Linked DNA regions of Homo sapiens: all the other regions are linked to region 1. Evidence: chromatin loops called from intact Hi-C (ENCODE). Cell type or tissue: endothelial cell of umbilical vein. All regions are shown on one strand.

Region 1 (5,000 bases):
CTCTGTAAAAAATGTTAAATGTATCTTCCCAAAAGAAATGCTGCCTGTAACATATTAAACTGCTGTAACTATGCATCAACCTTGTATGAAAAATGTCATAATCTTGCTAAAAACTCTCTGATTCTGTATGAATAAGTGAAACCTTAACTTCTCTATTTTGAAGCACTGATTCCATTCCTTTGGAGTTTGTGTTTCCATGTGGGCCATCTTCAAACTTTGTGCTTGAATAAACTCTCTTTAAATTAAACCCTGATCCTTTTGGTTATTTGAGGTTGACAGTACTGACTGTCTCCTTTAGATGGGGTGTACATGCTGTATTTTATCACAGCCCCCAGTATACCCTATTTTTCTTATTGGTTGGGTATCATAACTTTCCATAACCTGCCAGACTTCTATGGTTGTTTGTTTGAGATCCCTGGAGTTAAAAGTCCACCATCGTTAAGGTGTGTACTTGAAATTGTTTTTCTACAATATTGGGTCCAGGAAGACTCTCTAAGACCTTTTAAGGGTAGAGGACATAATGCCAGAAAAGACAAATATTTTGGATTACATACAGATTTAAAATTTTTATATGGCAAAAGACATAAACATAGTCAAAGGATAAATGATTGTCAGGAAAATAATTTGTAATAAAGACAAAGGTAAAGACAAAAGTTTAATCTTTCTTTCTCTTTTTTTTTTTTTTTGAGACAGAGTCTCACTCTGCTGCCCAGGCTGGATTACAGTGGTGTGATCTCGGCTCACTGCAACCTCCACCTCCTGGATTCAAGCAATTCTCCTGCCTCAGCCTCCTGAGTAGCTGGGATTATAGGTATGCACCACCACGTCCAGCTAACTTTTGTATTTTTAGTAGTTACAGGTTTTCACCATGTTGGCCAGGTTGGTCTCAATCTCCTGACCTCAAGTGATCTGCCTGCCTCAGCCTCCCAAAGTGCTGGGATTACAAGCGTGAGCCACTGCGCCCAGCCAAAGGGTTAATATATCTATTTTACAAGAAGAGTTTGCCACCTGCTGAAAGACAAACAATTGAATAAAAAATAGAGGAAAGAATAAAATGGGGCAAAGGCTGTGGAAAGGCAATTTAAAGAAATGCAGATGGCTACAAAACACATAAACACAGGAAGTCAACTTCTCTGTTAATCATGGAAAAGCAAATTATGACAACAGTAAGAAACCATTGTTTACTTATTTGGCAGTAATGAAAAAGAGTGCTGATGTCCCAAGCTGGTACAAAATAGGGAAATAAGTATTTTCAAATATCGTTGGGAGTGTGAAAAGGTGCAGCCTTTGGGGAAAACAACTTGCCTAATATCTAATAAAATACAAACAGTGTGTGATTTACTGACCCCACTTTTGGGACTGTATCCTAGAATAAAAGGCCAGTATATTAGATTATACGTAAAAGTTTTTTTGTAGTATTGTTTGTAACAGTAAACAAAATAAACCAAAAAAAAATACTGGAAACAGCCTGAGTGGATTGTAACAGCCATTCTACAGATGGTCAGGTAGCAATGAGAAAGACTGAATTATAAACTGGAGGAATACCTGTGATATGCTGCAAAGTCAAAATAAACTGTTGCAAATTATGTATACAGCATGATCCTATTTTTATTTAAAACTCTAAAATCAACATATGTGTATATCTTTCTATAAAAATGAGAGGCTTGTAAATATGGAGGTGAGAGAAGCTATGGGAACAGAGGGGATGCGGGAGGAGATTGTTAGAGTCTGCAAGAATGTTAGCTTTAAAAAAATCACATCTTATTTTGCACAAAGAAGGCATACATTCCTTATATAAAAAAAAGTCAAATAAAAACATTTAAAACATGTTTTTCTTTAGCAGTGGGCAACTTACATGTTCACTGTCCTGAAGCCCCTCGATCTTGAGGAAGCATAATGATAAAGTGCTTTCAGTCACCCAACAGTGAAGCTGTCTGCCCTGATTAGGGATCAAACCTTTGACTTTAGTCTCCACAGCACAAAGTTCCAACTGAACAAATACCCTCTGTTTACACATCATCATAGCAAACTCAGAGACTGCTTGCAAATTATGCAAATATACACTGATAAGAGGATCACACGCCTCCTTAGTTAACTATGCTTTTATTATATGTTAGGCCTTTGAGTTCAAAAACAATTATGATATTGCATTTCAGTATAGTATGAAGGTAAAAGTATACAGTCTTGGCTGCAGATATAATAAATATAATTGCCCCTTTTTTACTGATTTACCCAGTGTTCTTTAAAATGTGGGTTTGATGTCATGTAAGCCATATCTGCTATTGTCACAACCACCTATAGGTTTCAGATTAGTAAAGTCTTTGAAATATGACTCTCCTAAGCAGAAAGGAATCTGCAGCACTTGGCATAAAGATTATAATCTTTGGCCTTCCTGTGGTAAGATTTATAACTGTGACCTTAGGCTCTATTTCTTTTGGAGTGTAGTCACTTTAAGTTACCAGTGATGATTGCTTTGAGTTATTAGGTCAGCGTGAATTGCCTAATACAATGTCAGCTTCGTGCTTCCCAAGGGCTGGGCAGTATTAGGGACACGAAACAAAGTGAATTTTAATGTCCGCAGAAGGCAGTGCTCTGATATATGAGCCACCTCAGTAACAATGAATTTCCATGGCAGGAGATTTCAACACCAGTTCTTAACCTCTTCTATGTTCTCCATTCTTTAATTCATGAAATATTATGAGTTCATTTTTAATTAGGTGAAATAGTCTGAAACTAACTGGTAAAAGGGAGGAAAAGGAGGAGTTACATGCTAGCTTTACCTTAGGGGTAACTTTTTCCTGGAATGACAAAAAGAAAGAGTTATGTGAGTTAAACTCAATGCCCTCCAATTCTGTTAACGCACCTTGACCTAGAAGCTGAAATGAAGGCTTCCTCCCACTGAAGTTCAAAAATGAAGATTCATGTTAATACCCAGGTGGCAAGCAACAAAGGCAGGGTAAGTTTGGTTTTTTACTATTCAAACATTGCCTGCTTTCAACAATTAAGTCACCTACAGTGTAAGAAACCAGACCTTTCTTTGATACACTACATTTAAATGTGTTGTCAACACTAGATGGCACTCAAGGGTTGCTTTTCTAGCATGTTCCTCCAGTTCCAAAGTCCTTTGCCATTAATTACCTCCTTTAAAAAGAGCAAACATGCTATTTAAACAAAGGGTCCCTGTAGTTACTCTGTAGTTCTGTTTTTATATTTATAGTCATGTAATCAATATGTTGGAAGAGTAATTAATTTTTAACCTCAACCTATGGGGAGATCAAATGTTAGTGGAGTTAATGGATGGAACAGGCTTCATTATTCTAAAGTAATGCTAATGATAAAGCAGGGAAGAAAGTCAAGGGTTGTAAACAATCGTGCCATCAAACACAATCATATAAAGCAACAGTGCAGCGCGATCATGGGATGCTGACCTCTTGCCAGTCTTCTTCAATATGACTGTTGTTTCTGTTTTAGTTATCTAGACCCTCCTGTGTGAATGAAATAGTCTCCTAACTCATCTTTTAAGGTATTTCCTCTTCCAATTCATGCTGTTGGAGTTACTATTCCAAATAATAGTTCTGATTTTGTTGCCCCTCTGTTTTGAAAGCCTCTCCTCATTCCCCATTTCCTAACACCTTAGAGTGATATTAAAGGTGCATCTTGATTTGGGCTCTCTCTACACTCCTGGAGCATGCACCCTAGTTTCTAGATTCTTCATCCACAATATTTCTGCAGTGCTTACTGTGCGCCAGCCTGTGTGTTTGTGTTCTTCCAAGAGAGATAACCCAGTGCACAGCATTGAAGCATGTCCATGGGCACGAAGGGTTCTGGGTGGACTCACTCCCGGAAAGGGGTGCGTTGGCATGGCCAGAGCTGAGGGGCTGGAAGACCAAAAGAACAAAAAACTCATCCTCTTTATTCTGATTATATTTTCCTATTACTCCACCCCAGGCTTGAATTTCCAAACCTACTTCCCCAGATCATGAGAAAATAAGAGAATCATTCTGTTATATGCGGGGAGGCTTATAGTCAATTGTACACCAAGGCTCATCTTCAATACACGCATTACTATTTTTCCCAAATATTATTATATTCAGATGAATCTTTCTTGTTCCTTAACCATACTTGTACTTTTCTGACTTCATTGCTGACATGATCCACTCTATGGAGGATGTCCTTTTCCTACCTGTCCATCTGGGCCCAACTCAGAAGCATCTTCCACACAACCTTCCTCAACCCCTTCTATTATAAGGAAGGTTTGTAAAGTGTGTTGACTCAGGCTTTCCCTCCTCCTTCCTGAAGGGCAGGAAGCCATCTGGACCACAAGGTGACCTTGAGGATAGAAGACATGCCTTGGGATAGTGGAGTAGAGGGATGGGAGCCTGGGTCCCTGCCAACATCCTGCAGCTTCTACACCAGCCCCCAACTGCCCATCCTCCAACCTGTTTTGTGTAAGAGAAAAAGCTCATCTCCTGTAAGCTACAGTTGTTTTGGGATTTTCTGAACCTAATTCTGATATACACACTGTAGATTAATTGTGTGTCATTGCTTTTTTTGTTTTTAGGAACTTTCTCTAATTATGATAAGATCAATGCTTTCATACAAGTGTAAGCAGGAGTTAAGATGTTTAAAGGGAACAGGTAAATGAATGCACAATTTTCCCCTTTTAAAATAGAAGACAGGAGTGAATATAATTTGTGTAATTTAAGATGCAAACTTTGGAACAATTTCAATGAAATGAAATTCAGAACAGAGGAGACCTGTCATTTGGGATTACTAGTTGTGATCTATAATGATTTGCTATTGTATGGTCTTTGCTCACTATTACATTCAGTGGGGCCTAGATTAAATTGAGCTAAAGGAAGTGTTAGTTTTTTATTCCTTTGGTATGCAGGAGCTCAGTTGTCTTTTTTTTAGAACCAGAGATTAATTATATTTGCATGGTGGGAGTTGGTGAGGAGGGAGAGGATTTAAAAAAAAAAAGGAAGAAATTAACATTTGTT
Region 2 (5,000 bases), 630 kb after region 1:
TTGTGGAGGGAAGTGGCAATATTTAAATGTGGCCTGGTAAATATATAACATTAAGAAGTTCTCTAAATTTGTCAGATGTTATAACAGCACTGCTAATAGGTAAGAGAACACTTATTTTCTGGAAATGTATGCTAAAGGGATTAGTTTGAAGTATAATGTTTGTAATTTATTTTATAATGGCTCAGTAAGAGGTGACAGCATGCTAGCAGCCCTCGCTTGCTCTCGGCGCCTCCTCCGCCTTGGCGCCCACTCTGGCCGCGCTTGAGGAGCCCTTCAGCCCGCTGCTGCACTGTGAGAACCCCTTTCTGGGCTGGCCAAGGCCGGAGCCGGCTCCCTCAGCTTGCGGGGAGGTGTGGAGGGAGAGGCGCGGTTGGAACCGGGGCTGCGCACGGCGCTTGCGGGCCAGCGCTAGTTCCGGGTGGGCGTGGGCTTGGCGGGCCCCGCAGGCCCGGGGCAGTGAGGGACTTAGCACCTGGGCCAGCAGCTGCTGCGCTCGATTTCTCACTGGCCTTAGCTGCCTCTCTGCAGGGCAGGGCTTGGGACCTGCAGCCGGCCATGCCTGACCCTCCCTGCCTCCCCCCACCCCCGTGGGCTCCTGCGCGGCCGCAGCCTCCCCGAGGAGCGCCGCCCCCTGCTCCAGGGCGCCCGGTCCCATCAACCGCCCAAGGGCAGAGCAGTGCGGGCACACGACGCAGGACTGGCAGGCAGCTCCGCCTGCAGCCCCAGTGCGGGATCCACTGGGTGAAGCCAGCTGGGCTCCTGAGTCTGGTGGGGACTTGGAGAATCTTTATGTCTAGCTAAGGGATTGTAAATACACCAATCAGCACTCTGTATCTAGCTCAAGGTTTGTAAACACACCAATCAGCACCCTGTGTCTAGCTCAGGGTTTGTGAATGCACCAATCCACACTCTGTATCTAGTTAATCTGGTGGGGACATGGAGAACTTTTGTGTCTAGCTCAGGGATTGTAAATGCACCAATCAGCACCCTGTCGAAACAGACCAGTCAGCTCTCTGTAAAACAGACCAATCAGCTCTCTGTAAAATGGACCAATCAGCAGGATGTGGTTGAGGCCAGATAAGAGAATAAAAACAGGCTGCCCCAGCCAGCAGTGGAAACTAGGTGGGGTCCGGCTTCCACACTGTGGAAGCTTTGTTTTTTTGCTCTTTGCAATAAATCTTGCTGCTGTTGACTCTTTTGAGTCCACACTGCCTTTACGGGCCTGTAACACTCACGGCAAAGGTCTGCAGCTTCGCTCCTGAAGCCAGTGAGACCAAGAACCCACTGGAAGAAACGAACAACTCCAGACGCACCGCCTTGAGAGCTGTAACGCTGACCGCGAAGGTGTGCAGCTTCGCTTCTGAGCCAGCGACACCACGAACAAACCAGAAGGAAGAAACTCCGAACACATCTGAACAACAGAAAGAACAAACTCCGGATACTCCGCCTTTAAGAAGTGTAACACTCACCGCGAGGGTCCACGGCTTCATTCTTGAAGGCAGTGAGACCAAGAACCCACCAATTCCGGACACATCGAGACAAAACATATATGGAAGAAACAAATATGCAAAATGTTAATGAGGTAGGAGGTCTATGAGTAATATTGTTCAATCTTTACTTTTCTGTACTAAACGTTTCCATGTTAGTGAAAATTCTAAACATTTAATATGAAAGTACATATATATATAAAAGTTAATTGCAGTTGTCTGCAGGAATAATTAGAAAAAGGAAAAAGTTTAAGAAATAAATGTCAGCTTTATTCAGCCTAATCTTATTTTTCTTTATTCTAGGAGATAGACTTAAAACATTTTTTTCTCATCTTTTTTTTTTTGAAGATAGATAATTTCTAGAATCAAAATAATAGAGTCCCTATTACATGATTTAATTTTTTTCTTCAGAACATCCAGTTCTTTTCAGTCTGCTCTGGGTGCTCATCAAACCTTATGCAATCTATGTATTGGGCTTCATTGTGTCGTAGGTGAACAACCAGTCTCAATTCTTGATAGGGAGAGTATGTCTCAGTGATTCATTGTGTGACAAAGTTGCCAGTACAAGAGACTACCTGGTGGTCAGTAAGCTGCAGACCAAGAGTAACTTAAAGGACTCCTCCGGACTTCAGCTCAGTCAAGGATATCTAACACTGTTTTGAGGCACCTACCTGGTCTTCTTTCTCAAGGAATGTTATTGTTGCCAAAGCCCTTGTAAAGACAGCTATAAGATACTTTGAGTTCTGTCAGGCATTGCAGAAGTTGTTGGAGACCCCTGGTGGCAATATAAAGGATAAACAGCTCACTGCAAAGTTTGATGCTAGTATGGAAAATAGTATCAATGGGAAGAGAAACTATTCTCTCTTAGCCTCCTTTTGCTTCTCTGACATTTCTATTCTTTCTCCTGCTGTTTCAAAAATTTGTTATTCTTTAAAGATTTTTCCATGCTATTCTCATTTATACATGTTCCCTGAGTGATCATACCCATTCACCAAATCATACTTTCAGCATGGTTTTCTCCGTTGAGTTTCATGCCTGTATTTCCACTTCCTTGCTACTTATTTCTATATATAGATATCTCTTAAACTCAACATTACAAAAAGGCACTAATTGTCTATGTTTTCTAATTCTATATTTCCTATCCAATGAAATACTATCACAATACAGCCAGGCTAGAGGGCTTATACTTCAAGGTACAAAGAGTATGGCACACTTACCAGGTGTGAGGCACAGGGGTAGGTGCTGGGATAAGGAAAAGAAAGTCACATCTTAGAGCAGAGTGAGAAAACATATCCTTTAATGTGATAGAGGAATACAGGTAGTGCTTTGGAAGTTCTGAGGAAGGAGACCTAACTCAGACTGAGATGGAAAGATTCAAGATGAAGAACTCTTAGAAGAAATTACTATAAAGCTGTATTGTAGACAGTAAGAATTTGTCTGTTATAATCTGAATTTTACTCTCCCCCCAAATTCATATATTGAAGTCATAGCATTCAGTAACCTTGAATGTGTCTGTATTCTGAGATATTGTCTTTAAAGAGATAAGTTAAAGTGAGGTGAGTAGGGTAGGCCCTAATTTCATATGAATGGTGTCCTTATGAGAAGAAGAAATTTGGACACAGACATGGACAGAGGAAATATGTGAAAACACAGGAAAACAGCCATTTACAAGCCAATGAGAGACCCCATAGAAGAAATCAACTGTGCTGACTTGTTTATGTTGGACTTCTAGCCTCCAGAACTCTGAGAAAATTTATGTTAAGTTACCCAGTCTGTGGTACTTCATTATGGTGGCCCTCGCAAACTAATATAGTCTGATTTCTTTTTCGAGGTAATGGTAAGACTGTTCTAAGCAGAGGGAAGAAAATATGCAAAACAAATGGCCATCAAAGATGATAGCTTACTTGAGAAACTAAAAGTAGTTTGGCACTACCGGATCACTGGTCATATAGTGGGTAAGGGCCGTCGAAAATTTGGGGTAGTGAGATCTGAGAGACCAGATTATGAGAGGCATCATGTGCCAAATTAAATGGTGGAAATTGAGGTGGCAGGAAGGGGAAGACATGGAATTAAAGGAAGTAGTATTAAAGGAGATCTCATACATTGCAATTGGTTTTCTCCAATCAAAGTTAATCATGGGTGTATAACTCTTAGGTCTCTGTCTAGCCCAGTTTTCTATGTTAATGACTAGTAGTATTTCATGATAATTACCAATTGTCTAAGAGATAGAGAAATACTTCCAAGAACCTCATTAATTTTTTTCTCTCACAAGATGTTTATTCCCTCTGAGCAAACTAAATATTACTTTACTTAATTTTATATCATTATGCTTTCCTCCCTTATTCTAAGCTTCTTCTCTTCAGTGTTTGTGTTTTATTTTTAATTTTTTAAAAATTAATTAATGAATTTATTTATTTATTTTTGTATTTGAGACAGAGTCTCGCTCTGTTGCCCAGGCTGGAGTGCAGTGGCGCGGTCTCGGCTCACTGCAAGCTCCACCTCCTGGGTTCACCCCATTCTCCTGCCTCAGCCTCCTGAGTGAAAGCAACCTCCGCCTCCCGGGTTCAAGCCATTCTCCTGGCTCAGCCTCCGGAGTAGCTGGGATTACAGGCATGCGCCACCATGCCTGGCTAATTTTGTATTTTTAGTAGAGACGGGATTTCTCCATGTTGGTCAGGCTGGTCTCGAACTCCGGACCTCAGGTGATCCACCCACCTCGGCCTCCCAAAGTGCTGGGATTACAGGCATGAGCCACCGCGCCCAGCCAATTTTTTGTATTTGTAGTAGAGACGGGGTTTCATTGTGTTAGCCAGGATGGTCTCGATCTCCTGACCTCGTGATCTGCACGCCTCGGCGTCCCAAAGTGCTGGGATTACAGGCATGAGCCACGGCGCCCTGCCTAGTGTTTGTGTTTTAATAATATCTAGAATAGGTTACTGCAAGTCTGTTGAGTTACTGCTTGGATAAGCTGGATTTAGCTAGAATATTGCAGTCACACACCACATAATGGCGTTTCAATCAAAGAGGAGCTACATATATAATGGTGGTCCTATAAGATTATGATGGAGCTGCCCTATACAGGTGTACCTTTTTTTTTCTTTTAAACCGTATTTTTACTGTACCTTTTCCATCTTTATGTATGTTTAGACACACAAAAACTTGTCATTGTTTCGCAGTTGCCTACAGTATTCAGCGCAATAACATGCTGTACAGGTTTGTAGTCTAGGAGCAATAGGCTATACCGTATAGCCTAGGTGTGTAGTAGGCTAACCCATCTAGGTTTGTGTTAGTGGACTCTATGATCACATGATGAAATCACCTAAGGATGCATTTCTCAGAACATACTCCTGTCGTTATGTAATGCATGACTTTACTTTTTAACATCAATATATCTCTATTTCTCAAGCCTTAATATTTATTTTGCTTCTTTTTAGTTACTGTTAACTTTCCTAAAATTTAAAGTATGGATGATTTATCTTTGTTTTCCTTTTTGTCATCTTCCCTATTATCTTT
Region 3 (5,000 bases), 280 kb after region 1:
CTCACAGTGCAGTGGAACAACAGGGAGGATCCAGTGAAGCCAGCCCTCTCTGAAATCTGCCTCTTTTCCTGGCAACTCTCCTTCTTGTTCAAAGCCACATGAGAAGGGTGGGGGTGGGGGAAAACACAAATATCCTCTCCCTTTAAGGTAATGTTTTTAGTAAATAGTTTTTTAGCAATTCTATTTTCTAGTTTATAAGGTACTTTTGTTGCTGTTGCTTTTAAATATTCCATAATCCAGCTAGTCAAAAAAAGCTGCAAATGCTCCAATTTTCCTTTTTCCTACTCCAGGAAGCCAAGGGAGTCAATTCTGACAGTTTTTTTTTCCCTTCCAGTTACAGATTAAACTGTTTCCCCTTTTGAAATATATTATTCATGAATGTAAACGGTTTGTGAACTATAGCTCCTCCCATCCATAGATAGCAGGCGTGGTGGGTGGAAATTGCTCATCCGCCTCATTGATTGCTGGGGGTTGTATAGGAGTAGATCTTCACACTGCAGTCCCTGAGCCAGGATTTTTCCTTAGCCCTCCATTTCTCAGAGAAAACCCTTTGCCAAGGATGGCTCTAGCCCATGATATCCCAATCCAGATGTGTTTAGGCAATAAATTCCTCCCACTAGATTGGCTAAAAGGGTCAAAATCTAATAACAATGATAATTTAAAACTGACCACTGAGTCAGATCTAAGTCTGGCCAATAACCCAGTCCAATTATTTTTAATCTCACCAAGCACATCCTGAAAGTATGAAAAGGAACTCCAACCTGAATGTGCCATTAGCTCAGGGCAGGCTGACCCAGGTAGCTACTAAAGAAGCAGCTTTCCACATCTAAGTGCAGGTGTCCATAGATAGAAGAAACCAAGAGGCATACATTGTTTTTGGTTTTGTAAATTTGCTTAGTTGTGCACAAGTGACTTGTTAGTCTAGTTAAAGTAACTTTCATATGTATATGAATAAGTACGTATTTTCTTTGTCTTTAGTCCTAGGCATTTCCATCCACTGTAGTATTTTTAAGAAAATCACTTCCCATCGTTTTAGTTGGGGGAACATGCCCATCTTGTATTCTGACTCATCCTCAGCACAAGACCTGACACAATTATCTGACTGTCTTAATGCCACGTGCAGTGGGGACCTGTCACTAGACTTTCAACCTGGGAATGGATAGGAACCATCTCACCGTCCCAAGGAGTATGGGCCGTCTGTTGCTGAGGTCAATAGGCTCATTTGCTAGGATAAAAGTGTAGTTATAGGAACTTCTACAAAACTCACTTTAGCTGAATTTCAGCTGAACTAACTATTGGGGGGAGATGGGGGAAGGGAGATGTAACGTTTCTGCCGACTGCGGGAGCTCCCACACATCAAACCCACAAAACTCTGTGTGTGTGTGTGTGTGCGCGTGTAGGGGGCGGGGTGGGGTGTGCGTACACGGCAATGCTAAAGAAGGATGCACGGGCTAACTGCCAGAGGAGAGCTGTCCCAGCCCTTCCCTGTTGGTCGCCTTGGCTTACCTTGACCACGTCATCGTTGAGGTGTTTAGGGTCGCGGTTGACCAGGTCGATCTCCTTGGTGTGCGCGTCGTACACTTGCTTCTCGCTCAGCTCGTCTGCCATGGCCTTGTTGTTGGGCTTGTAGATGTTGCCCTGTTCCCGGATGGGAACGGTGTAGAGATGTCCCTGCAGAGGGCGGAGGGCGGACGGCCAGGACGGGGAGGGCGGCAACGGCGGTGGGAGGAAAAATGCAAAAAGAAAAACAAGCGATGAGAAGTCAGCCTGGCGGCGGGGGAAACCTCGAGCTCGAAATCGAACTAACCGCTCCGACAGCTACGGCTCCGTGCACAGAAACCGCCTGCGCGTAGCCAGCTTTTTAAGAGGATCTCGCAGAGGACACCACACCCCTCTGTACTCTGCAGGGCGCGCCTGCCTCCCCCGCCCGCCGCCAGGGGTCAGGGCAGGCCCCGCCGCGCGGTCCGAAGGCCCCCGCCCGCGCACGCCCCGGCTCAGCACGCAGGACCCGCAGGACCCGCAGGACCTCGGCGGCGAGGGGGCAGCCGCAGGCTTCTCCCGGACTCCCTAAGCCGAGTCGCTCTCGCCCTGAGCGCTTCACCTGTTTCGCGTTCCCGTCCCCGGTCCCTATTACCCCTGCCCCGGTAATCCCTTCCAGCTTTATCTAAGATCCAACAGCAGCCGCCCGACCCGTGGAATGTTCCCTTTATCGCTGCTTCTTGGCCGCATCCCCCTCGCACCTGCCCGCGCCCCCCACCCTGCCTCGGCCCTCTCTTGTCCCTCCACGGCTCTCCCTGCTCAATCCGCCGTGATGATCACAATCCCGAAAGTCCCCATTTTTGGCGGAGCCAGGCACCAGACCCCCTAAATGTCCTAGAACTCAGTCTCACCTGCGCAGCTCCCCCGACCCACCCTCAGGGCACTCCCAGGCTGCGGGCGGGTGGCTGAAGGGCAGCTACGTGTTGGAAGACGAGGTTTCCACACCCGGGCAGAGCTCCAGCGCGTGGAGGGCGTTGGAAGTGATGGTGGCAGTTTGGGGAGGGGAGGTCTACCTCTCTCGGAACACCCCTGCCAGACGCCAAGATGCAGAAGGAGTTCTTGAGATGGTTCAAGAACTTTGGAAAGTGCAAACACACCGCGCGCCGCCTGCGGGACCTGCCGGTCTGGGCGCCTGGCGGAGAGTCCCGGGGACTGTCCCCAGGACTCGGGTAAATAACACCTCCACCCTGCACTCCACCTCTTCGAACCCCCAGCAGGCAGGGCCGGACCGCGGGGGTCCCGCGACAAGGGAGCATCCTAGACCCATCCAGAAAACGCGTCCTGGGCCCAACAGACCCAATCTCAGGACCCCAATCCCCTTTTCCGTGTCCTCCTAGCTCAGGGGCTCCCTAGGCCCCCTCTCCATTAGGAAAACATAAAACATTCCTGGCTTCTCTTCACCTCCCCGCCCAGGCCCATTCCTCAGCGGTGCCAACGCCAGAGGAGTGCTCCGAAGTGGAGAGAGGGCTGGGGCCAGGGCAGCAGTCGGGATATTTGGAGAGGCAGATAGCAGAAGCGGACACTCCCCGCACGCCCGAGCCGGCGCCCCCCCACGGATGCCTACCTCCGAGTCTACGTATTTGCCCCCAGACATGCTGGCCCGTGGCTGGATGAAAACTGTGAGGAGGTTTCCCTGGGCTGTGCTTTAAGGGAACTGAGGAAGGAAGATCTTGTATTGTATGGGGGGAAAAAAAGGCGCTGGAGGGGGGCGGTGGCTGGGAGGGAGCCTCCTGGCCGCCCGCCAAAGGTTTGTTCTGCTCGCGGTTGGCCCGGACGTGTGCTGCGCCGGGTCTAGGCACATCCCCAAGGTTCTGGCAGCAGAGGGCGGGGAGCGCCCGCAGCGAGCAGAGAGCGAGTGAGAACGTTTCTCCCGCGCTGGGGTGCTTGGGCAGATTATTTTAAACCTGAGGCAACATTTTCCCTGCTCTGAACCACCGAGAGGCGTCCCGGGGAGAGCGAATGTTTTCGCAGTGCATCATCTCAGCAGGGGTGGAGGGAGCCGACGCGCCTGCAGAGATGCCCAGTATGGGCAACCAAGGCGGCAGAAACAATCCACAATCCTGCCCTGTCCTAAGCCGTCCCTTCCCACCTCCCCCACCCCCCGCCCATCGCCCAAGTTCCATCTCTGCCTTAAAACACATGTGTCTCCCTGTTTCACAGAGGGAGGGATGAAAGACGGCTAGGAACCTTTAGGTACATTTCACATCTAAACTTTGTGGATCCCTTATGGAAGGAATCTGTGTGGGTGCCTGTGGTGTACTTTTGGTGACACTCGTTTACATCTAGTCGGTGTGGATGGAAACTTAAGCAGGCATGCAGAATTTAACATTTCCCATCCGTTTCTGAAATGTCTCCCAAACGCTTCGAAATAAGAAATGAAGATCTTTAACTTTTCTATAATTTTATTACCGATATTTTCTGGAACAATGGAATTTTATGCCAACAGGTTATGCCATATTTGCAAAATACACAAAATGTTTATAATTGTAGAATTATTTAAAGCTTCAAGTTTATTACCAGAGAAGATTTTTTTTTAATGTGCTTGGCTGTGAGGAAAGATTTGACTTTTCTAATTGACTAGACTTAAAAAAAATGTGATAGCGATTAAAGTATTTTGTCTGTTCCTGAATCTGGGGCTTCTGTCTTTACTTTATTGTAAAGAAGCACAAAATGAATTAAATAGTAATCAGTCATTTTACTCTTGAGCTGTAATTAATCAGGAAACTCATTATCCAAAAATGAAAGGACATGTTACTTATGCTTCCATATGCAGTCAAAAGTCAAAGTATCACTTGAAATTATTTTAAAAAAAAAGCTGGAGTACACTTGAAGGGGCACAGGTTAAAATTAAAATGGAGAGGGGAATGTGGGTTGGGAGTAAGAGGGAGGAGAAAGGGAAATGGATGGAATGCTGAAAGAGTTGATTATTTAGTTAGAGAGAAGACACAAAAGTATAAAAGAACTATAAAGGACAGGCTATTGTTGGTAGCAAAAATTTTTGGAACAAAAGATCAGTTTTAACTAAGAATGGCAGGGAAAGTGTCACAATGTTACAAATGTTGGCATGCCTGTAATTATGTTGGCCATTCATGATTAGCAGACTAAAGATCTTTCAAAAGTTGGATTTTCCCAAATACCACATTAGTGGGAGCTAAATGATGAGAACTCATGGAAACAAATAGGGAAAAAACAGGCACTGGGGCCCACTTGAGGGGTGGAGCGTCGGGGAGGGAGAGGAGCAGAAAAATAACTATTGGGGAGTAGGCTTTGTAGCTGGGTGATGAAATAATCTGTACAACGAATCCCTGTGACACAAAATTTAACAAACCTGCACATGTACTCTTGAACCTAAAATAAAAGTTAAAAAATTTGGAATGCTTTAAAATAAGCTTATTTATGAGTAAACAAATAATTAGGGTCTTCCTTCCTTCCTTCCTTCCTTCCTTCCTTCCTTTCTTTTC
Region 4 (5,000 bases), 640 kb after region 1:
CTGATCATTAGAGAAATGCAAATCAAAACCACAATGAGATACCATCTCACACCAGTCAGAATGGTGATTATTAAAAAGTGGAGAAACTACAGATGCTGGCGAGGCTGTGGAGAAATAGGAACACTTTTACACTGCTGATGGGAATGTAAATTATTTCAACCATTGTGGAGGACAGTGTGGCGATTCCTCAAAGATCTGGAACCAGAAATACCATTTGACTCAGCAGTCCCATTACTGGGTATATATCCAAAGGAATATAAAACGTTCTGTTATAAAAATACATGCATGTGTATGTTTAGTGCAGCACTATATACAATAGCAAACACATGGAATCAACCCAAAGGCCCATCAATAATAGACTGAATAAAGAAAATGTGGTACATATATACCTTGGAATACTATGCAGCTATAAAAAGGAATGAGATTATGTCCTTTGCAGGAACATGAATGGAGCTAGAAGCCATTATCCTCAGCAAACTAAGACAGGGAAAGAAAACCAAACACCACATGTTATCACTTAGAAGTGGGAGCTCAACTATGAGAACACATGGACACGGGGAGGGAACAACATACACAGGGACCTCTTGGGGGAGGGTTGGGGAAAGGAGAGTATCAGCATAAATAGCTAATGCACGTGGGGTTTAATACCTAGGTGATGGGTTGATGGGTGCAGCAAACCACCATGTTTGGTGCACAAGTTGACCTATGTAACAAACATGCACATCCTGCACATGTATCCTGGAACTTGAAATTAAATTAAAAATTTTAAAAACAATGACCCAGCACAAAATGGTTCCAAAGAAGATTCCCCCAAACATAGTGAATATAAAGTAAATCACCTTCCATGATTCTGTAACTGGTGGGTGACAACACATGAATAGTATGTGGGGAGAGGGATATGTGGATAAGCTGGGGAAGCCACAGGGGCACATTGTCCCAAAATGTACATTTTGTAAGCATAAAATGTATAAAATAAAAATGGGAGGAAGAAGATTCTCTAAACTGATGAGTTTATGGACCTTCTTGAGAATAGTGATTTTAAAGCCCTCTTAGTTCCCCATGTAACCCTAATGTCCATGTAGGTGAGCTGGGGCATAGAGGTTGTGCCATGTGTGTGGAACAGATGGACAGATACCTTTGTCTCTTTGGCCTTCAGGGTCTCCAGGCCCAGAACAGCCAGATACTCTAGGCTGGTCACTTCCAGATCTAAGGGTATCATTCATTTACCTCAAAGTATCAAAACAAATAGCATGTTCGATGTATGCCGTATGAAAAAACCTGGGAAGCACTTTAACATACTTGCCCTGTTCTGTTCATTTCAGTCAGCATCTCTTGACACTCAACTGTTAATTCTCTTCCTTTCACTTGTATTGCTCTTTTCTCTCTTTGTTCTGGGAGCAAAGGAGGGAGGGTCAAAGGCCCCTGTGGAGCAGGCAGGTTAAGTAAATATTTGTTTGTGGATTTAAAAATTCTGACCTTAGGGATGGAGTGGATATCCTTGCTTTACTTATACAATTTTAGATAAACAGTAATTTTGATGCTGTGTTATGGTGATTTTCTAGCTTAAGTTTCCAATCAAGTAGTAACTTTTTGGAAAGAAGGAGTGTTTGCTCAGATGATAGGAGGGTGTTGAGAGGGAAGATGGAGATTGAAGCCGGGTGTTTTTGATGTTGCAGATGTTTATTTTTTCGTGTAGAGTTCTACCCGCTGGAGCCAACTTCATGAAAATAGAAAGTTTCCAGCATAGTACTGACACGTAATTGACACGAATCTTTTGGATTGAATTGAAGAATAAAATAATAAAATTTGTTGTTTTTTAAATTCAAAAGATAATTTCTTCTATACCCAGTAAGACTTTAAACTCAATGCAGCACTAATCTCACTGCTTCTGCAGCCCCTTCCTGAAAGGGAAGAATTGAGGATTTTCCTCTGTGTGTAGTATAATCTATCAAATTTAGCATGAAGACACTGAAGACAAAGGCTTTGAGAATTTAACAGTATGGAAGAGTTTTGCTGCCACCCAATGGACAAGCGTAATATTTTTTCATTATTCAGTAATAAACAATTTCCTCTTACCTCACTGAACATTCATATACAACTGTAGTAATTATTTCAACAAACATACTTGAATTGCAAATTACTTTTTAACTTTTAATATTACTGGTGTATGTGGTTGTGTATATGTGTGTTGAGGCAGTAGGAATGCAGTGTGTATGAGAAAATAGTTTGGCTAATTTTAATTGAAGCATACTGAATTGTTTTCTATAATTTTGTCTAAATAAAATTTAATAAAGGTTTCGGGGCACAACAGATGACTTATAATTACTGAGCTTTTTAGCTCAAAGAACTCTGAGAAATTCTAATAAACCTATGAGTGAAATGAAGAATTAGAAATAAGTGGGGAGACTGGGGAAATAAACAGGTTGAAATTAAGAAAACCGGGAAAGACACTCTGTTTGTGTGCATGTGTGCGTGCCTCTGCGTGCATGCATTTGTGCACACATGAGAGAGGCATATTTGACCACTGAGCTAAAAATATTAATAGTTGCTTTTGTCTGCTTTTACATTGTATTTCTTTAGAGTACAGGCAGGGGTTTATTTTTGCCTCTTTTACTCACTGATGAAGAATGCCTGGTGTATTGTAAATGTTGATAAATATTTATTGGATGGAAAGCATGTGTCTACATGAACTCTAGAAAACAGAAGAAACAAAATGACTCATAATCCCACTTATAATACAAACAACATTAGTATTTTGAAGACACATAACTATGTAGCTTGCAGTTTACAAGCTCTGTTCTGTTCCTTCAGTAACCTGTGAGGGTTGGAGGAAGGTTTGGTTGTAAAATGTCTCATCCACATATTTTTTCTGGGATATTTTCCAGATTCCAGGATCTCCCTCCATTACCAGTTTCTCTGTGGGTCATGCTCTGGCATTTCTATTCATCCATTCACCTATTCTGAGGTGTGGTTGCCCCAATATTATTACATACTTTTTTCCATTGGATCCATGAGACCTCTTGTCTACTTTCATCCTTCATCCTCCACAAAGGCATCACACCTGATTTTCTAAAAATATGTGACCTCTTTATTTTAGGATGAGAGAAATTTTAGAAAGGAATTACAAGGTTAAAAGGGACCATATTAAAGTCCTAGTTAACCTGGAGTTTTCCTCAAATCTCACAAGTTAAGGAACCAAAATAACGTAGGGCTTCCTAAGAACGGGACGTCATGGATGACTCCCATTCCACCTTCCAAAGATGCGCAGCCAGTCCTCACCTTTAAACCCCTGTGTGCCCTCCAGCTCCAAACATTCCATTCCTGAACATTCTCCATTCAATACTCTACTATCTTCCCTTGCAAAACCTCTACTGCTTTTCACAGGAAGGATCATCACTCCTTGGATCCACCTGAGTCTGAGATTCTGGGATTCGAACTGGTGGACGTTGATGCTCTTCTTCAGCCCTCTAAGAAACAGTGAACGTAGATCCTCCTTGCAGGGCTTTCTTTTTAATCCTTTCACTATGAGAACATGGGTCTGCCATTCTCTTTATTAGCTGACTTATGATCTAAGGTACCTTTCCCAAGAGCAAATGCCTAGGATTGGCGATGGGAGGTGAAAATATGTGCATTACCATTCAGATGTGCAAGAAAAAAAAGTAACAAAGTAACCAGTTTATTTTCTTTATTTTGAAATCATTTTGCTTACAAACCCCCGTCTTTACCAGTGGGGATTGTGGAATAGATATAAAATTGTCAGTTAAGTAGCTCATGCTCTTCTGTTTTAAAATGGTCTCTTTTGTTAAGCTCATTCTTTCACATATTCTCTTCTCCTGCCTCTTACAAAACCCACGGCAAGGCTGAGGGGGAACAATTTGCTTTGTGCTTTGTCTCTATCTGCGACTCCCACAGAACTTGGCTTGGATGTTTTGGCATCAAATCTCACTCTGATAATATAAAGGCATATCAGTCTTTTGATGACACATAACTGTGTAACATGCAGTTCACTGGGGCCATGGTTGAGGACTCCATACTGCTGCCACTTTTAATGTGTCTTTAGGTGGTACAATTTGTGGTCTGTTCTCTTGGCCTTGACATGGTGAGGAGATTGCTCTGGGGAACTTGGTCACCTCTGTTATCTGATCAAGTCACCTCCACCATCTGGTTCACTATTTCTGGCTTAGTAGAACTTGCCCAAAGATATAGCTGTGACTCTCATTCAATCCCTGACATGGGAAGTTGATCCCAAAGCTTTGTGCTGTATGTAAATTAACTTTCTCCTTATCCAGACTCCCCAGGTAAGCTCATGCTATCTGCCTTCTCCCATACATGGGCAATTCTGTATCATTTCTTGTTCCTCAGGAGACAGGCAGAAGATGTAGGACTACCCTGCTCCATGTGACGGGACTTGTTTATCTGCTCTTGCTGTTCTACTGTTCCCCAAGGTGTGAAGTGGAGCACCCATTCAATTGTTCTCAGGTTTGTTCTCAACTTATTTGGAGTTTGTGTCAGAACTTCTATCAACTACTGGATTGATCCCCTTTCCAGGTGCCTGCTGCTTCCTTACCCTGGACTTGTCTTATCTGAACTTCTTTCCCCAGTTCCTGCACATTCCCCCTCCTCACCCCCAACACCCTTCTTCCCAATTGTGCATCCCAAGCCTGTAGGCAGATAAGAGCTTCAGGCACATATGAGCATATGTGATCTGCTGAATGTTCTCTGCCTATATCTTATAGGGAATTTTTATATTCAGATCTCCAACCTTGTTATGTAAAGATTGGCTTTGGGTTAGAACATTCTTTACTTTCTAAACAAAGCCTGATTTTCAAGAGTATTCCCTGACTGTGAACTCAAATATTTAAACTCTGAGCTACAATGAGAAGCCTGTTTGTTCTAGACTCTTACCACTCTCTCTCTTTTTCTAGGACAATGAACCTTATGCCTTATCCTTAATGGTGAAAGGAATGGCTTTTTTTTTTTAAAGTAGGATTAATACAAGG
Region 5 (5,000 bases), 570 kb after region 1:
CTCTGTGCTATTTCCCAGAAGGCTGATCCTTAAGGACTACACCTGTGGGATCCCTTGTCACTGGCAATGGGACAATGGGAGGTGCCAGCAGAAAATCAGAGTGATGAAGAATGAGGTCTGGGTATTTATCTCCTGGCTTTCTGTAAGTATACAAGGTGATAAAAAGGAAAATGATTCCTAACAACTTGGGGGTATGTGGAAGCAGGGGAAGGGGGTGCTGTGGGCTGAACTGTGTTTCCTCAAAGTCATATGCTGAAGCTCAAACTCCTAATGTGACTGTATTTGGAGCAGGGGCTTTTAAGAAGTAAAGTTAAAAGATGTCACAAGGTGAACGTCACAATCCATTGGAATAGGTGACCTTATAAGAAAAGGGAGAGAGATCTCTTCCTCTCCAGACACACACACACACACCCACACACACCAAGGAAAGGCCATGTGAGCACGTGGTGAGAAGGCAGCCGTCTGTAAGCCAGGAAGAGAGACCTCACCAGAACTCAACCATGTTGGCACCTGATCTCGAACTTTCCAGCCTCTAGAACTGGAAGAAAGTACATTTCTGTTTAAACTACCAGGTATGTGATATTTTGTTATGGCAGCCTGAAAAGACATACATGGGCAGGGAAGACTTCTCAGAGGTATTTCTTGAGCTGAGACTTTTTGTTTCCTAGTGGTGGGAGGTAGGGTTTTCCAGGCAGAGAACACCATGCAATAAGGCACAAAATTTCAGGGAATAGTATGTATCAAGCACTTGGATCATAGAGTGCTTGGAAGGGAAGTGGAAGAGGCTGGAAAAGCAAGCAGAGGCCAGATGTTAGGGTTTAATGTCAAAGGCCAAGAAATTTGCCTAAAAGAAGTCCAGTGGGAAACTACTGAGGGTTCTTAAGTCATCTGAAGTATGTAATAGTATCCATGTTCAAAAGACCATTCTTGTGATTGTGTGAGAGGCCAGACTAATAAAGAGGTAGAGAATAATTTAACTCTGATTTTTGAAATGTGCCCGATGGAGCCCTCAGGGTCCTAAGTCAAGGATCACCATGAAGCTGGAGGAGGAGGCTAAGTGGGCAGGGTCATGGGATCCCATGTCTACTTCACCCACATAAGTTCTGTGGCCCTAGACTAGACCTGGAATCTTTGTTACACTCAGGACAACTAGTCTAGAATATTTTACTTCAAAGACTGTACTGAAAGAGGCTACATAGGGAGGTCAAAGGCACCTGCTTCAGCTCTTTTAGCTATGGTGAAAAAGTCAGGGAATTATCAAGAATTCTGAGAGAAATGTGACTGGACCCATGCCAGGAAGATGTCAGAACTACTAAGAAATACCAATGGGGTGGACTGTTATCAACCCCAGCTGAATGACAGGCCATATGCAAAGTCCTAGACTATTATGGCTCTTAGATTTTCAGACTACACCCAGTTGATTAAATGAGTCTGTGTGATAAATTGAAATGTAAAAGGTTATTTTCATGCCATGGAGATCTGCTCTTGTCGGATATATTTTCATCTGAAAATATCGATTAAAATGATTAATATAGACATAACAAAAATGACTAACTTGCTTTAGAGAAAAGATGATATCTCTTAGGAATGAGCTTTAAAATCTCACGAGCGGTTTTTGGCAACTGCATAGCAGAACTAAAAAGAATGCAGGTTAAGTATCTCTTACCCAAAATGTTTCACAAGTAAAATAAAACAGAAGTGTATCAGATTTCAAATTTTTTTTAAATTTTGGAATATCTGCATAAACAATGAGATATCTTGGGGATAGGGCCCAAGTTTAAACATAAAATTAATTTCTGTTTCATATACAGCTTATGTACATAAGCTGATGGTAATTTTATACATATTTTAAATAATTTTGTACAAGACACAAAGGTTTGAATGCATTTTTGAATGCAACCTGTCACACGGTCAGGTATGTGAAATTTTCCACTTGTGGCATCGTGTTGACACTCAAGAAGTTTTGGTTTTGGAGCATTTTGGATTTTGGATTTTATGTATTATAAGATTGTAAGGTAAAAACTATGCCCAGGAGAGGGCAGTGCAGCCTTCTGTAAAGTTAACTAATAGGCCCAATAGAAAATAGTGTGAGCATTAAGAGCAGAGATGTTCTAATTCATGAAAACTATTTTGTGTTAAGTCACTTTACCTTTTTAAAACATGAGAGACATACTGCCACTTCTATGTCCCTTGAAGAGACAGCACAAGGGAGAGCTGCTTAAGTCTTGTAAAAAAAAATTCTGGAAAACTTTAGCTCCCTAAAACTGAAGAATTGTATCAAAACTGAAGAACTGTATCAGTTCTAGCAGGTTTCTACTGACTTTCCTATTTTAAACAATTATCTTTGTTTCTGAAAACTGATTCAATAAACTAGTTTTTAAAAGAGATTAATGTCTAAAATTTTATTTGTTTATATTCTCCTTTAATTTACACTGTACACATCTCCAAGAGCTGATGAAAGTATTCTAAACGGTTTCCTGTGGAAATCTGTAGTACAGAAGTGTTTCTCAAATGAGAGTCATCCTAACAAGGTAGCTGCCATCCTAAAACTGTATAGTTATCTTTATTTTTTTTTCCTGCTAATTCTAACTTTGAGCAGACTTGTGAATTACCACTATGGACTTGACAGTCATTCATAAGCACAGGTTTCAAATACTGATTTTAGATTTATATGATATGCAGTAGTACTTTCAAAACAACCTAAAGATAAGATCTATAGAAAATTCACATTTTTGACTCACTAACATTGTCTTGTGTATATATGCACTTCATTCAAACCAAGACACTACAATTAATTTTTTTCTTAAAAAAATTCAAGTGTTTCAATGGTTTTTCACTAGTAACTTTACAGCTAAAAATTTTAAAGAGATCTAAATTCAACTTCATTTCCTGATAACTAACATATACATGCTTGATTCAGTATTCATATTTGTTTACGGAAAATGTAGACATGAGATGTAAAGTTACCAATTTTTAAGAAGAGAATAATTAAATTATTAAACAGGGCCAGGCATGGTGGCTCACGCCTGTAATCCCAGCACTTTGGGAGGTTGAGGTGGGCTGATCACTTGAGGTCAGGAGTTTGAGACCAGCCTTGCCAACATGGCGAAACCCCATCTCTACTAAGAATACAAAAAAGAAAAATTAGCCAGGTGTCGTGGCACAAGCCTGTAATCTCAGCTATTCAGGAGGCTAAGGCAAGAGAATCGCTTGAACCAGGAAGCGGAGGTTGCAGTGAGCTGAGATCACACCACTGCACTCCAGTCTAGGTGACAGAATGAGACTTCGTCTCAAAAAAAAAGTAACAAATAAATTATTAAACAGTCCTGGAGGATTACCACAAACTTATTTACCACCAGAAAGATGATATATTCAGTATTTCAGGCTCGAAGGAAATCTTAAAGACAGCAAGCAAATCCAACAACTCTAAATAGTTATTATGGTCCAATTCACTAAGTCAAACTTAATGACAGTAAGACAGAACACTTTTTATGTTGTATTCATTTCTCAGAAAAGACAGTAACAGGTCTGCAACTTAGCAACCATGCTGGAGAACTCGAAGATATCTCCACTGTCTGAGGAAGTATTGCAAAAAGTATAAATTACTAATGTGGTTGCAGTTTTCAAAACAATACCTCCAGAAGTGCAGTTCGAATCCTTCACATTTTTCTTTGCATTTTAAACAAGGGGCTCCAAATCCTTGCTCGTGACCTAAGCCCATCTGTTAAAAAGAAAACATCATGAATCTGTTATTAGATTCTTTACAAATCTAAAAATTCAATAAATTGCACTTTTAATTCCACTTACCACTTGTGTTGAGATAACTTTCAAACAAATCTTATATTTAGTCAATGATGATACCCAGGTATGTACATGGCAGTTCCAAGTACATACATAACATATTTTATATTCTGATTGCTTTTTATCATGAAAAGAAAAGCATCAGAATATAACTGTATAGAAAACTACAAATATTGCAAATAACAAAAACTCATGAATTTATGTCTTTGGCCACTACTTGCCCCATAGTACAGCCCCATAGCACAATAGGTACAACACTCAGAAAACTATACCTTAAAAAGCAAGTCTCATCCTGAATAACATATTTTACATCAAACAAGGAATTAAAGATTTTAGGAATTACAACTGAAATATTATTTTTATTATGATAAATATTATTATAATAGCTACAATATACACTTATTGAATGCCAGTGCTATGGCTTTAATGTCCGTGCTCCTCCAAAATTCATGTTGCAACTTAATCCCCAATGTACCAATATTAAGAAGCTGGGCCTTTATGAAATGATTAGGCAGTTAGCAATGAGGGCTCCACCCTCATTGATGGGATTAGCCCCTGAGGGAGTGAGTTCCTCTCTTCCATCTCTTCTGAACCTTCCTCCATGTGAAGATGCAGCAACAAGGTGCCATCTTGGAAGCAGAAAGCAAGCCCACACTAGACACTGAGTCTGCCAGTGCCTTGATTTTGAACTTCCCAGCCTCCAGAACTTGACAAATAAATTTCTATTATTTATAAATTACCCAGTCTAAGGTATTTTGTTATGGCAGCAGGAATAGACTAAGACACAAGGAATAGAGGTAAGTACTTTACTTATATCTCATTAAAATCTTACAGAACTATATAAAATGCTTACAAAGTAGGCAATATGATTTGCCATTTTTGAAATGTTTTTGCTGAAACTCAGAGACTATGAAACTTGCTTAAGATCAAAATGTTAATAAATGGTAGAGATTTGAGTTCAAGTCTTTCTGACTCCAAGGCCTGTGCTCTTCTGCCTGAAGTTGTAGGGAGGCAAGGAGTGGAGAGCTGTATTATCACCCTTGCTATAGCAAACCCTTTTCTTCTTTACCATATTAAACAATAGTCTTTGAGAACTTGCTGAGACATGGCCTAATAAGTGGAAGGAGTGGGGTGCAGATGGCAGAAGGACACAAGGTTGTAATTAAGCTCTTTTACCCAACGACTGATATTGGAAAAAA
Region 6 (5,000 bases), 140 kb after region 1:
CACATTTTTGTACTACCAAAATTTCTTATGAATGATGTAAATTTTCCCTCTGTTATTCAGCAGTTCAAAAAGAATGAACATTGAATACACCACAGACTTGCAAATGATAGGAACCAAAGTACCTCACTTATGTTCCATTATGGAAGTTTACACGTTCAAAACAAAGCTCAATTAGCTTAGATCAAGGAAGGAAAGCTATGTACCTGTAAATAATCCAAGCACCACTTACACTGTTTACATAAAAATGCAATTTATGTCCCTGTAGCACAGAGAAACATGATGTACATCATTTTCAGATCATCTTCATGCAGAAAAAATTCATTAGTCAGCTATAATAGTTTAGCTGTAAGGGAATATAATGTTTTTCTGAATCCATTTGCATGGCAATGTGCATGTGTCTGGCTGATGAAAGCGACAGAATAAACCCCCACCCAAAGCTACAGAATGTGAACAGTCTTCTTAAAATTCAAGAGAGGGTCCAGATAGTCTATATTGCCTCCAACGTCAGTTCTTACAATCCTCTCACATTCATGGACCATCTTAACATAGCAATTAAAGTATCTTGATTATTTTGCCTAAGAGAGTTGACAATATTTCATTCTGCCCGAGGGCTCCTTTGAACATAAAACTGTGATAAGGTAAAATACACTGGGCAACTATTCATGCGTGAGCCATTGGAGCCCTCTCCAACTGCCAAATTAGCAAATGGCTCTTTTAAAACATGAAAGATATGAATGGGAAACCGTACTTCGGAGTAAATTCTGCATTGACAATAGTCAGGGAAAGTACTTTCACTGGTGCTTTAATTATCGGGTCAGCACTACGACTGGCCACATCGCTCAGCCTCTGGTTATAATCTATTTCACCTAATAAGATAGATGTCCACCACAAGCCCCAGAAAGAGATAAGGTACGATGGAAAATTGATGGATCACAAGCCCCGCGTGATTGCCAGAAATGAATTCAGACTTTCACAGAAACACCTGCCCCTTGGAAGGACCCCAACATAACACAGATAAAGCAAGGCTGGGAACAAGGAAACAGCTCGGCTCAAACCTTGCCAGCTGCATCACGGTGGGACGAGGATGACCGGATCCCTTTTGTAAGGGCTGAGTCAGATCCCAGCTTTAAAACTTGCTGGGCCGTAACAGTCACACATCACCCACTGTCCCAGCGCCCCTCTCCCTCCTAAGTCATACAGGTGGCCATCAGAAGCAACCCCCTAAAAAGACAAGCCCCATTCTAGTTTCGTCCTCGCCGTGGCCACGTCTCTTCAGTTTCCGAAGCCCCTAAACTCTAGCCCACCTACGTGGTTTTGCCCCCTGGAACAGCAGTCAGGTCTCTTAGGGGAACAAAGAAAGCAGAACCCCTGAGGCGAGGGATTGGGTACTGGATCTGAAAGGGGCTGCAATTTTACCTTTCGGTGCCCAGGAACCAGTGGAGAAGTCAGCGGCGCAAGGACCACACGCGCGCTCCGCGCCTCCCCGCCTCCTCTCAGCAAGTCAGCTGTCGCCCCGCATCTGGCTCGCGCCCTCCACTCGGCTCCGCATCTGCTCACAAAGCGCTCGGGGCGCCGCGGGCGGCGAGGGCCTCCGGGTCACCTGCGGCCGGGCTGAGCCCAGCGCCCCGCCCGCCCGCCGGCCGCACTCCCTCCGCCCCTTCCCACACGCGCGCTGCCCTGCCAGTGACTCAGCCGGGCATCGGCGCGCGCGGCCCGCGGCGGCCCGGGCGCGTTGGGGCCGGAGGCACCGCCAGGCGACCAGACTGAGGCGCTCGCCTGCCCGCCCCAGCACGTGTCTGTCTGCCTCGCGTGCTGTCCGTCCCCTAGTCCGCGGGTTCCGAGGACCGCTGAGGTGGGGACTGGCACCACCCAGAGGGAAATCGGCCCCCGCCCTTCCTGCCGTCCGCGCCGCGCCTGGCCCCGCGGGGGTCGCGTTTCCTCCCGCCTCTGCCCCGCCCACGACAAGGTGAAACTTTCTAGGTGGAGAAGTTTTCTCGCCCTGGCTGCGCGCTCTCCTCCCCCAGCTCAGGCAGTCTGAAGTTAGCACAGCCGGAGATAAGCGGGACCGAGTCTCCCCCTCCTGGCGCTTGGGAGGCGAGTGTCACCCCGGGCTCAGATGCAGGGCGCGCACCCTCCTGGCACCCCGCTCGCTGACCCCGGGAAGGGCGCGAGCTTTGCTCTCGGCCTCTCCCACGTCTCCGCTAACCGCCCCGCGCCCACCCGGGTTTAGAGAGATTTGGGCACCGCAGAAACAAGGAGTTCATTGTTAGAGGCGGAGGTAGAAGTGGATGGACGAATTGTCCCAATGATTTCATTATGCAACGATTATCCTCTACTATAATAACTCAAATTTCTGCAAGGAAGAACAACAGAGGAGTTTAACCCTGAGGAGACTTCCATTTCTTTTTTTCTTTTTTTTTTTTTCCATAGCCGGAAGCAGGCTGATTAAATAACTGGGCAAATAGCGATGAATAAGCACAACAGAACAAAAGTTTAATTCTTGAATGTTGAAATCTTATGATGATTTTTAAAAAAGAGCTTTTGGGGCCTCGGTGAACTCTATTAGGAGTAATTGTGTTGGGATAACTTTGTATTTCGCTATAAAAATTGGCACCTACAAGAGTAAATGAACACTCAAAGGTAATAGGATCTAAGGAACGGGCATTGCCGGTTAGAACTTGAGTTCGTTCCGGCTCTCATACCAACTTGTTCAATCATGGCAATAGATAATGAGACATAGATATCTTCGTTATTGAAAGTCATGGGTTAAAATAACAGTTACTATGCAGGTTCAGTTCTTATTTACTACAGAATGAAACATAGAAAAATGTAGTAAGAATAGTTATCATTTCCCAAGTGCCAGGCACTTGGAAATGATAATGTAACCAGAGGTTACATAAGAGTGATTTCAGTCCTCAAAAGAGATTACCTCTTGATTCCCCAGTTTTATGGAAAAGGAAAGTTCCCATTACGTTACTAAAGTCTTGCATTGAACCATTTTGCAGGTAAAGAAACTGAGTCCCTAAAAGTTCCCAGGAGAGTCACATAGCTGGTTAGTAAGAGGGGCAAAGTTAGAACTTAGCTTTCAGCCCAGTCAGGTGTCCTTCACACCATACCAAGAGGCCTCAGCAGGCTAAATAAACAACGCGGCCTGACTGGAGATTTCCTGATACGGCATGGCATAATTTATCAATGACTATAGCTCATTAAAAAACACTAATTTACTGGTAATAAGGCACTGGGCCTATTTATGGACAGATCAATTACAGATTTTGGGTTCAGTAACAGCTTTCAATAAAAGATGAATAAATTAATGAATTTAAAAAGTTTTACACACACACACACACACACACACACACACACACAGAGCCATAGTTGTCTAAAGGAATGATTAGAGTGCTGTTTCTATTTCCTGGTTTCCATAGCAATATGTTAACTGGATTTTTAGATCACATTATGTAGTTGCCTTAACAGGTTTTCTGAGTTTGAGTGCCATGATAAAAATATAAAAGAAAAAATTTACAATTAAAGTTGTAGAAAGACCCAGAAAAGCCAATGCAAACTGGAAAATAAAATAGATGATAAATACAAACAACCCGTTGTGTATTTTCAGCACTGAAACTTTCTAGTTTCTAATAACTAACAAAATTTCAATCCAGTTTTGAAACTGTATTGAAAATCATCATTTCATTTATCAACTGTAAATAAGGAGATAACATTTTATGAAATAACATAACTAACAATAGCATAACTAAAAGTATCTGGGTGTGTGAAGGTCAAGTAATTTTTACACACTACCTAGACAGATTTGATTGGGAAAATGTTTACAGATAATTTCAGATTTTTGGAAATGAATGGAAACAGATATTTTAAAAGGTAATAGGAGTTCTATAATTCAATTTTGGTTTTGCAGCAAACTTTTAATTGTTGCTATTTAACTTTCCTTGGGTTCATGTCATGGGTGATACACTGTATGATGAAGTTCTGTTGGTATTTTCTTAACCAAACCAAATCTCTTGTGGTCCACACTGTTGGCTGGCTAAGCCAGCATCTGTTCCCAACGAGATTTTCCTGTTCCTGCCTCCACTCTTGGGGCTTGAAAAGAGAAATATTTGCTTTCCCAGACTCCTTTGCAGCTAGACATGGCCATGTGATGTCATTCTGGTAATGAGGTATAAGTTGAAGTCTGATGGGGCCTTGTGGGAAAGGGTTTAAGGCTGGTGCCACCCCTTTTCCTTTCTTGCTTCTTGATTTCATATATGATGCCCAGTGAAGAACTAACCATCTTGTGACCAGCATGCAGAAGTTGGTGCTGACATTGCTGAGGTACAGCCCTACTGCCAGTAGACACCTGCTTCCAGATTTCTTGTTTTGTGGAAAAAAAACAAAAACAAAACTTGTTCTAGACACTGGTAGCTGGGACTTCTGTCACCTGCAGCTGAAAGCAATTAAAACTGATAGACCCCTCAAATTGGGAACAACATCTCCAAGACTGAGTTGAGCATAATAGTTAAGAGTTTTAGAACCAAACAACCTGGATTTCAATCCCAGCTATGTCTCTTGCTAGCTGTGTAGCTACAGGCCAGTGGATTAAACTCTCTCGTGTCTCATCTGTGAAATGGGGATCATGATAGGGTTATTGTGAGGATAAAATGAGGAGCTACAAGTAGAGCACATGGAACAGTGTCTGGTAAAATATAAATGATCCAAAGGCATAAGCAGGTCTTATCCATCCACCTGTGGATAACATAATGTTGAACTACAAACAGGATCCCATCTCTTAACTTTGAGATGGGTCTAGTGATAGCTGTGACAAAGAGACAGAGGAACAGCCACCTCCTGCTCTAATATGCTCTATCTTTTTTTCCCTCCCTTTAACACATTAAAATTTGGGTCTTTGAAGGCACTCTTGAAGTTGGTGCTGTTTTTGAAATAAAAATGAAAGCAGTCTCCTAAGAATAGGGGCTTCATGCTTGCAATGTATGGTGAATAGGGCCCAC

Evidence for each region. Peaks named below come from ENCODE experiments on the same cell type or tissue, not always from the same donor. Only the 100,000 strongest peaks of a DNase experiment are listed, where the experiment ranks them.
Region 2: a loop joins it to region 1, with 6 times the contacts of the local background. A loop is called at or near these places in 79 of 110 quality-filtered maps.
Region 3: a loop joins it to region 1, with 7 times the contacts of the local background. A loop is called at or near these places in 17 of 110 quality-filtered maps.
Region 4: a loop joins it to region 1, with 6 times the contacts of the local background. A loop is called at or near these places in 81 of 110 quality-filtered maps.
Region 5: it touches region 1 in a loop (4-fold over the local background); 9 of 110 quality-filtered maps call a loop at or near these places.
Region 6: a loop joins it to region 1, with 8 times the contacts of the local background. A loop is called at or near these places in 72 of 110 quality-filtered maps.

The regions. Positions count from the first base shown.
Region 1 is chr7:116,807,958-116,812,957 of GRCh38, reverse strand. It overlaps LOC124901731 (a long non-coding RNA gene), which reads right to left and starts at 1,938. Exons shown (of 3, transcript XR_007060489.1): 1 at 1,856-1,938. In endothelial cell of umbilical vein, a CTCF peak has its summit at 3,056 (motif pointing right); DNase peaks (open chromatin) are centred at 2,447 and 3,087.
Region 2 is chr7:116,177,661-116,182,660 of GRCh38, reverse strand. No RefSeq gene overlaps it. Among named protein-coding and RNA genes, the nearest start is that of TES, 30 kb to the left of the region's middle. In endothelial cell of umbilical vein, CTCF peaks have their summits at 2,056 and 2,255 (motif pointing left); a DNase peak (open chromatin) is centred at 2,150.
Region 3 is chr7:116,523,196-116,528,195 of GRCh38, reverse strand. CAV1 (caveolin 1) reads right to left here and starts at 3,160. Exons shown (of 3, transcript NM_001753.5): 1 at 3,104-3,160; 2 at 1,507-1,671. The coding sequence starts at 3,133. RefSeq lists silencers at 1,459-1,558, 1,789-2,178, 4,587-4,881 and an enhancer at 4,807-5,000. In endothelial cell of umbilical vein, CTCF peaks have their summits at 1,925 (motif pointing right) and 3,350 (motif pointing right); DNase peaks (open chromatin) are centred at 385, 1,075, 1,925 and 3,325; H3K4me3 peaks cover 3,933 bases; H3K27ac peaks cover 5,000 bases.
Region 4 is chr7:116,170,244-116,175,243 of GRCh38, reverse strand. No RefSeq gene overlaps it. Among named protein-coding and RNA genes, the nearest start is that of TES, 38 kb to the left of the region's middle. In endothelial cell of umbilical vein, a CTCF peak has its summit at 2,027 (motif pointing left); a DNase peak (open chromatin) is centred at 2,013.
Region 5 is chr7:116,233,255-116,238,254 of GRCh38, reverse strand. TES (testin LIM domain protein) reads right to left here. Exons shown (of 7, transcript NM_015641.4): 2 at 3,636-3,721. It overlaps LOC124901730 (a long non-coding RNA gene), which reads left to right. Exons shown (of 4, transcript XR_007060485.1): 4 at 1-2,387. Among named protein-coding and RNA genes, the nearest start is that of TES, 25 kb to the right of the region's middle. In endothelial cell of umbilical vein, a CTCF peak has its summit at 2,015 (motif pointing right); a DNase peak (open chromatin) is centred at 2,034.
Region 6 is chr7:116,668,994-116,673,993 of GRCh38, reverse strand. MET (MET proto-oncogene, receptor tyrosine kinase) reads right to left here and starts at 1,798. Exons shown (of 21, transcript NM_000245.4): 1 at 1,417-1,798. All of the region lies in intron 1 of COMETT (cytosolic oncogenic antisense to MET transcript), which reads left to right. RefSeq lists silencers at 1,631-1,820, 1,881-2,010, 2,141-2,190. In endothelial cell of umbilical vein, CTCF peaks have their summits at 1,826 and 2,106; DNase peaks (open chromatin) are centred at 343, 603, 1,733 and 2,013; H3K4me3 peaks cover 2,373 bases; H3K27ac peaks cover 2,312 bases.